Regions from separate parts of the Homo sapiens genome. Here region 1 is linked to region 2. A link is an interaction called in ENCODE POLR2A ChIA-PET data of the cell type or tissue named here. Cell type or tissue: GM12878. All regions are shown on one strand. Each heading gives the region's core, and the rest is flanking DNA. Links, peaks and the distances in the headings are about the cores only.

Evidence for each region. Peaks named below come from ENCODE experiments on the same cell type or tissue, not always from the same donor. Only the 100,000 strongest peaks of a DNase experiment are listed, where the experiment ranks them.
Region 1: POLR2A ChIA-PET joins it to region 2 with 5 read pairs; 10 of 35 experiments call an interaction of 5 or more read pairs at or near these places.

The regions. Positions count from the first base shown.
Region 1 is chr12:57,769,450-57,773,676 of GRCh38, reverse strand. METTL1 (methyltransferase 1, tRNA methylguanosine) reads left to right here and starts at 1,572. Exons shown (of 6, transcript NM_005371.6): 1 at 1,572-1,703; 2 at 2,420-2,583; 3 at 3,721-3,905; 4 at 3,999-4,112. The coding sequence starts at 1,594. EEF1AKMT3 (EEF1A lysine methyltransferase 3) reads right to left here and starts at 1,063. Exons shown (of 3, transcript NM_015433.3): 1 at 776-1,063; 2 at 549-660. The coding sequence starts at 952. RefSeq lists enhancers at 899-1,408, 1,539-1,828, 1,514-2,713. In GM12878, for the core only: no CTCF peak of the experiment used is centred there; DNase peaks (open chromatin) are centred at 1,546 and 1,806; H3K4me3 peaks cover 2,596 bases; H3K27ac peaks cover 1,785 bases.
Region 2 is chr12:57,930,247-57,934,764 of GRCh38, reverse strand. It overlaps GIHCG (GIHCG inhibitor of miR-200b/200a/429 expression), which reads left to right. Exons shown (of 3, transcript NR_038269.1): 3 at 3,028-3,316. Among named protein-coding and RNA genes, the nearest start is that of GIHCG, 3.7 kb to the left of the region's middle. In GM12878, for the core only: no CTCF peak of the experiment used is centred there; no DNase peak of the experiment used is centred there; H3K4me3 peaks cover 53 bases.

The sequences.
Region 1 (4,227 bases), core at 1-4,000, 160 kb after region 2:
AGGCAGATGGATCACCTGAGGTCAGGAGTTCGAGACCAGCCTGGCCAACATGGTGAAACGTCTTCTACTAAAAATACAAAAAGTAGCCGGGTATGGTAGCGCAAGCCTGTAATTCCAGCTACTTCGGAGGCTGAGGCATGAGAATTGCTTGAACCCGGGAGGCAGCGGTTGCAGTTAGTGGGGATAGCAGCCACTGCACTCCAGCCTGGGCGACACAGTGAGACTCCGTCTCAAAAAAACAAAAAAAATTAAAAACAAAAAAAAAGCAACACGATAGAAACAACTCCTTCTTATAGGCCTGCCTGAGTTTTATTTCCTGCCCTCCCCAATCACCCACCCTAGGTGCTTTGACAGGCAATTCGCGCTGTCTGGCACGCAGAAGCAGACGCCAAAATAAAAACAAAAACAAATTTTAAAAAAAAATTTGTTAAAAAGAAGGGGTTAGACTGGGCCCAAAGTTCTCCCCTCTCCCCCAAAGATCCACGAAGTGACCATTTCTCCGCGCCCCTGGGTCCCCACTCTCTCCCGTAAAAAGCCAGCTCACGCACCCTGCAGCGCTGCCAAGATCCCCACGATGCCTGTCCCCGCACCCAGTTCGATCACCTTCTTGCCTCGGAAATCCACATTTTGACTCTCGAAATAATTGCACAGGCTCAGGGCCTACGGGAGAAAAGACAGAGAAAAAGACAGTCGTGAGGATGGCTCCATATGGGAGAGGCGGAGTCCGGGATCTGGACCTCCCACGGACCCTCACCCGGCGCAGCCCATTCCTCACCGCGTCCCACACGCGCGCCGCCACCCCGAGGCGGGACCCAAAGTTCTGCGTGATGGTCAGCACATGCCCACAGAAACAGAACTGGCTCTTCTCCGAGTAAGAGTCTGCAAAGAGCCCGACCTCCCGCGGGAACACCGATTCCGACTCAGATTCGGGATCTGGGCCGGGGTCCGCCATCCGGCCCGCCAAGGGAGTGCCTGGGCACCGCGGCCGGCGCTCAGATCCCGGATCCGGAGCGGGGTAGAGGCTGGGGGCCGCGAGCCGTCGTGGTGTCCCTGTGGAACGAGCCCCGCCTCCCTGAGTTTGCCCTCCTTCCTCCAGTTCGATTTCCTGGAGGTGGAATGAGGAGCTGCCCCTCCCGCCCCGGCCCCGAGCGCACACTCGACGAAACCCACACGGGACCACAAGAGTCAGACCGGGCGGACTGGTCCGAGACCAGGAGTAAGGGGACAGGAGCGAGGACTGATGCCACTGTAGAAGGCGAGGTCTCTAGACCCCTCTCACCTGTGGGGTGCACAGGTGCCTGCAACCAGGATGGTAACCCAGACCAGGCAGAAGCAAGCTAAGAGAAAACGTTGGGTCCCTGGGCCTGGCCTCGCCCTCCCAGTTGGAGGCTAACGGTGCGGAGGTTCCCTCCAGCACTCGCTCCTTACAGCCCTCCCCACCTAGCCCAGCCCAGCCCAGCCCAGCCCAGCTGAATTTGCTCTTGGGTCTTTAAGGGGCGGGAACTGCCACCAACGCGCATGGCTGCGTCATTAACTTGCGCCTCTGGCCTGCGCCTCCACGTGGATTTGGTAGAGAAACCCCGGACTGGGATCATGGCAGCCGAGACTCGGAACGTGGCCGGAGCAGAGGCCCCACCGCCCCAGAAGCGCTACTACCGGCAACGTGCTCACTCCAACCCCATGGCGGACCACACGCTGCGCTAGTGAGGAGTGGGCAGAGGGAGAGAGAGGAGGGCGGGATTCTCAAAGCAGCCGGGAGAGCAGTTGTGCTGCAACTGCTGGGAGGATTTGGGGTAGACCCGGGAGGATCAGATGGGTGACGTCAGTTTTTGGGGGTGGGACCGGGAGATTCGACCGAGAGAGGAGTTGGCGGGTTGAGAGTGGGCGTGGCGTTCGGGCCTAAGTCTGGGTAGCGGTGCTAAGTTTGGGAAGAGAAATAAATTGTTACTGAGACTGAAGTGATAGAGGCAGAATGTCGTTTCCATCTTTTGCTTTTGTTTGTTGGATTTAATAAAAAGGCAAACATATACACAATCCTGCCCGCACCTTACCTTACCTTCCCTCCCCGCAGAGCACAAACACAAAGTAGGATCCCAGTGCATTAGGCAGCCAGTCTCGGGAGAAGGGGAACTTGTGCCCCAGAAAGGGCAGTTACCCGGCCAGGGTCACATCAACCGCCAGAAGTGGAGTTGGGCAGGTCAGCGTTTATGGGCCTCATGATGGTCCTATGATTCACACTGGGAGTTAAGGGTGGTTTCCATTGTCCCTCTTAGAGGCCACAGGGCCCAGTGTTACAGAATTTTTGAGAAACCCTCCTCCCTTTTACCTCCCACCCTCACCCACCCACACACTCTCACAGTACCACTTCTGCAATGGTGTGACCAACCTTCTCATGCTTCTTATGTCTTCTTTCCAATAGCCCTGTGAAGCCAGAGGAGATGGACTGGTCTGAGCTATACCCAGAGTTCTTCGCTCCACTCACTCAAAATCAGAGCCACGATGACCCAAAGGATAAGAAAGAAAAGAGAGCTCAGGCCCAAGTGGAGTTTGCAGACATAGGCTGTGGCTATGGTGGCCTGTTAGGTAACACTCAGGCCCTCTTTTTGGGGTGAGAAGAGGCCTAGTAGCTTCTGCTGCCTCAGCAACTTTTGTGGGGGGTCATAATTGGCCTTTCCCCTTTCGTCCAGACACTGGTGACATCAGCATGGAGAGGCTCCACCTACCCTCTACTCTGGGTCTGTGACCTTTGCCCTGGAGAGTGGAGGGGGCTGCCTCAAATGCTTCTTAAAACCTGGGTTGTCCTTTCTGGCGTCAATCCCTACATGAGCCATTTCATCTGCCAGGTTCCGGGTCAGTGAGCTGGTCAGCACAAGCATCAGAGATTAGCCGTTGTGGCCAGTGATCCTGAACTGTCTTTTCTCAGAGATTCTACCATCTCCCCTCCCCTTTGCCCCTCCCTCGCCAGATCTCATTCCTTCTGCCCCACTCTCCTGTTTTTTGGGTTCCTCTTGTATTGTCTGTATTGTCCCACCCATGCATGCCAAGCCACTCCCTATTTTTAGATCTTCCCAAACAGATAACAGCCTGATAGAGAAGAAGAGCATGGTACATAGAGGCAGAAAACCTTGGTTTAAGGTCCAGTTCTGCCTGGGCACAGTGGCTCACACCTGTAATCCCAACACTTTGGGAGGCTGAGGCAGGTGGACCACTTGAGGCCAGGAGTTCAAGACCAGCTACTCAGGAGGCTGAGGCAGGAGAATTACTTGAACCTGGGAGGCAGAGATTGCAGTGAGCCAAGATTGTGCCACTGCACTCCAGCCTGGGTGACAGAGCAAGACTCCATCTCAAATAAATAAGTTCCAGTTCTGCCCCTTCTTAACTCTATGATCTTCGGCATATCTGACCCTCAGTTTCCTTATCTTCACAATTTACCACAGAGTGTTATAAGGATGAAATAACACAATGTGTGAAAACACTGTGGAAAACTCTAAAGCAATGGCAAATATACATGTATCCTCAGCCCTCCCATTCTGGTCCTGGTGACAATTTTCATTTCTCCCCCCGCCTCTTGAGCATAAAACTATCCATATATGTATCTCTGTCCTCTCTTGCCGTTCTGGACTTTGGTAGTTGCAGGTTGAGGCTTCCTTTCCTGTGTTGACCCCTTTGCACTTCCTACAAGTATATGGTTGATGATTCCATTGCTATTTCTGTGTGCAGTGGAACTGTCACCGCTGTTCCCAGACACACTTATTCTGGGTCTGGAGATCCGGGTGAAGGTCTCAGACTATGTACAAGACCGGATTCGGGCCCTACGCGCAGCTCCTGCAGGTGGCTTCCAGAACATCGCCTGTCTCCGTAGCAATGCCATGAAGCACCTTCCTAACTTCTTCTACAAGGGCCAGGTGGGGAGGGGCCCTGGTGGGTTAGGCTGGTAGGCAGGTGGGGGCATGGAGGCCAGGCTCTCACAACCCTGTTGGTGTGTGTCTGTCTCACAGCTGACAAAGATGTTCTTCCTCTTCCCCGACCCACATTTCAAGCGGACAAAGCACAAGTGGCGAATCATCAGTCCCACCCTGCTAGCAGAATATGCCTACGTGCTAAGAGTTGGGGTGAGTTGGGATCGGAGGGATGATGGGGTGAGTGGCCTACTCAGGGGCCCTTCACTAAGAATTCAGTGGGGGTGCATTTAGGGACTCACACCACCACTTCCTTCATCTGGCTGCT
Region 2 (4,518 bases), core at 260-4,259:
GAAACAGGAAAATCATATTTTTGATAATATTATACAAAACAAAACACCTCTACTAGCTAGATACAATTTGTGGGTCACTAATTTTCAACCTCTGCTATAGGTGAAAGGACCTCAACAAGAGGGATAATTGCTTGAATTAAAGAATTAAATATGAAAAAGAGGAAGAAGTCAAAAAGAATACCAAGATTTCCCCTTGGTAATAAGAAGGAGTTAGTAACATTGATACTAAAATCAGCAGAAGGTTTGGGGAGAGAAGGTGCTTTATTGTGAGTTTCTTGAACATGGGGCAAACTTATTTATGTGTATCCATAGCACATGAATCCAATTCAGCTGCTGGATTTGAGAAATCTGTGGGATTTATCAGGGGAAAGGGCGCAGGAATGTAGGTCAGGAGTTTGGGGAAAGAAGATGAAAAAGGAGTTTAAGATGTAAGATTCATTCTTTCAATAAAGTTTTATTGATTATATATCACAATATGTATTTTCACGAGACTCTAAACTGTCTGAGGGCAGAAAGCACGGGGTTTTTTTTAACCACTTACCCAGCTCCTAGCACAATACATAGTCAGTGCTTATGTATGTTGAAAAAACAAATGAAAAAATACAAAACACTGTGCTTTACAGTATAGGAGATGCAGAGTTGAATTAGAAAATCTTAAGGGAACAAGAAACACTGGGGTCTGCTTGAGGGTGGAGGGTGGGAGCATGCAGAGGAGCAGAAAAAATAACTATTGGGTACTAGGCTTAATACGTGGGTGATGAAATAATCTTTACAACAAACCTTCATGTGTACCCCCAAACCTAAAATAAAAGTTTAAAAAGAAGAAAATCTTCTTAAAGAAGTTTATAGAGCAGGGGCCCCATCTCCTTAAAAAAAAAAAAAAAGAAAAAGGAAAAGCGACTTTATAGGCCAGAAAGTAAGACAAGTCTTAACACATAAGGAGCTAATGCAAGTTTTAAAGTAGTGCCATTAAAAAAAAAAAAGTACCATGGGATTCAGAAGGGAAAGATCTTTTTAGAAGAAGTTAAGAAGTTAAGCTCTGTCTTTCTAGATAGTGGACAGTTAGGATTAGATCACACAGGTGTTGGGAGAGGAACTGATCAGAAGCAGTTAAATAGAAGATGTAGGCTGGGTGTGGTGGCTCACACCTGTAATCCCAGCACTTTGGGAGGCTGAGGTACGTGGATCACTTGAGGTCAGGAGTTTGAGACCAGCCTGGCCAACATGACAAAACCCCGTCTCTACCAAAAATACAAAAATTAGCCGGGTGTGGTGGCGCACACCTGTAATCCCAGCTACATGGGAGGCTGAAGCAAGAGAATCACTTGAGCAGGGGAGGCAGCCACTGCCCTCCAGCCCGGGCAGCAGAGTGAGACTCTTGTCTCAAAAAAAAAAAAAAAAAAAAAAGTGTATACCCTTCTTTTGAAAGTATTTGAAACTGCCAAAAAAAAAAAAAAAAGAGTGAATAGTGAAACAGTTTGAAGCCAGAACCTTGAGAATCACCCACATATAAAGAAGGTGAAGAAGAAAAACCAACAAAGTAAACAGAGAAAAAGTCATCAGAAAGCTAAGAGAAACATCAGGAGAGTGGGTTTCATAGGAACTAAGATTCCGGGTTTCAAGAAGGAAAGTTCTGTCAATATTGTCAAATACTACAGAGACAGCAAGCCATCAAGGAGGGTCCAAGTTCATTGGATTTGATGATTAAGGAAATCACTGATGACTTTAAACAATTGGCCAATGAATATAAGAAGAGGAGGTATAAAAAGCAGTAGAATTGAAAGGCTTGTTGATTTGTTTAGGGAGGTGGGGAATGGGGTTCCTTAGGAGCAGGGGAAAAAAATAAAAGACAAGATTAAGCTGCAAAACAGGACAAATTTATGAAGCAAGATTTTGGAGAATCTAAGCAGTGATGAGATCAAGAAATGGAGGAAGAGTAACATCAAGAATAAGCATTATAATTCTAACAAATATTGTTCAATTACAAGTAACTTTTTAATGTCTATCATCATGTTTTCTTGCCCAATGGCCTGGTTTCTTTTCACCTTTAGCCCTAAAATAACTTCATAATCTAAAAAATAGTATTAGAACTTCAACTTAGTAATATTTCCTAATGTTGCTTTTAAATCCTCTTTTTATAAACAGGTATTATCAGCAGGGCGTGGTGGCTCACACCTATAATCCCAGCACTTTGGGAGGCCAAGGCAGCCAGATCACCTAAGGTCAGGAGTTCAAGACCAGCCTAGCCAACATGGTGAAACCCTGTCTCTACTAAAAATATAAAAATTAGCTGAGTGTGGTGATGGGCGCTTGTAATCCCAGCTACTCAGGAGGCTGAGGCAGGAGAATCACTTGAACCCAGGAAGCAGAGGTTGCAGTGAGCCGAGATCGCACCTCTGCACTCCCACCTGGACAACAGAGCGAGACTCCATCTAATAAATAAATACATAAATAGGTATTATGGTGTATAATTCCTGATTTTTCGGTTGCTCCACATCCCTTTCAGGAAACCACCACTCACCAGCCTTAGCTGGTTCAAGTGAGGCTGATTCCCAACTGCCCACACTGCCCCCATTCCTACACTTGATTCAGACCTGACCAATGAGAACCATCATTGGTACTTTTGCTGGTACTATTTATTTATATATATATATTTTTTTTGAGATGGAGTTTCGCTCTTGTTGCCCAGGCTGGAGTGCAATGGCGCAATCTTGGCTCACCACAATCTCGGCTCACCACAACCTCCACCTCCCAGGTTCAAATGATTCTCCTGCCTCAGCCTCCCAAGTAGCTGAGATTACAGGCATGCACCACCACATCCAGCTAATTTTTTTTTTTAGTAAAGACAGGGTTAATCCATGTTGGTCAGGCTGGTCTCGAACTCCCAACCTCAGGTGAACCACCCACCTCAGCCTCCCAAAGTGCTGGGATTACAGGCGTGAGCCACCGCACCTGGCCTGCTGGCACTATTAAAAAAAAAAAAAAAAAAAAAAAAAAAAAAACTCTCCCTCTGATGTTATATTGCAGGTGCTAAAGAACATACAGACACAGAGCAGACAGGCCACCTTTGCAACCACATGGAGGTTTGTCTGATATTGAAGCTAAAGAAGCTAAGCTGGAAGACAGAGAGACCAAGTCCTGATGACATTGTTTGAACCCAGAGATCCAGACATGCCTGAAAACTAGTTTTACCACTGGACTTATCCGTTGAATGAGCCAATAAACTCTCTTTTATACTTAACCTTGGGTTTTACCTGGATTTTTGTCATTGACAGCTCAAAATATTCTAATATAGAAGTATACATCATTAAATCAACATTTCTTTTTTTCTCTGTCTTATTTTAAATGTAACTCTATAAGGTACTCTAAAAGTATTCTACAGTCTCACTAAGTTAATCTGCAAATTTGGTAAAATTCCAATATTAATCCCAAAAGTATTTTAAGAGCTTGTTTTTGTTGTTTGCTTGTTTGGGACTAAACAGAATTACTCCAAAATTCATTGAGAGAAAAAAAAACATGAAAAAAAAAACAAGAAAATAGAATTCATAAAAGGAAATTGTATTATATAACAAAGCATAAAACAAGAATAATAAACATAGAGTGGTAATGGAATAAATAAACAGTCATGGAACAGAATTCAAAGCCTGAATATATCTAAGAGCACTTACCAAATTTAATATGTGGTACATCAAGAAAAGATTAATCCAGTAAAGTATATAAGTACATTGAGCTAGATTTAGAGGAGAAAGATAATTAGATCGTTACCTTATTCCCAGAATAAATTTCAAATGGATTTGTGACTTAAGTGTAAAAATTGAAGCCAGATTCTCAATATACATTGATTGGCATATAATTGGCACAGTCTTTAGCAATATCAATTAAATGTTAAATATTAATAACAACACAGCCTTTCAATTCTAGAAATATATCCTACAGAAACAAAATATATGTATAAATATAGATAATGCAGTATTGGAATATCAAAAGTAGTACACATATGAAATAGGATATGGAATACCTATATCATGAATTCACGGGGTGGCAACATCGCAACAAGGAGGTGAAAATTGATTCTTGAGGGAAATTTTTTTTTCTAAAGCATAGATATGTGTGTAAAGCACATAAACAAATATACAGTATATATGTGGTATTGAAACTTCATGGGAGAGTAATAATTAAGAAAAAAATGTCTACACTGGGTGCAGTGGCTCATGCCTGTTATCCCAACACTTCGAAAGGCCAAGGTGGGTGGATCATGAGGTCAGGAGTTCAAGACCAGCCTGGCCAAGATGGTGAACCCGCAACTGTACTAAAAATACAAAAATTAGCCGGGCATGGTGGCAGGCGCTTGTAATCCCAGCTACTCAGGAGGCTGAGGCAGGAGAATCGCTTGAACCTGGGAGGTAGAGGTTGCAGTGATCCAAAATCACGCAACTGCACTCCAGCCTGGGTGACAAAGTAAGACTCCATCTCAAAAAAGAAAAAAGAAAAAAGTCTAAAAGGCTGAGAAAAACTGTG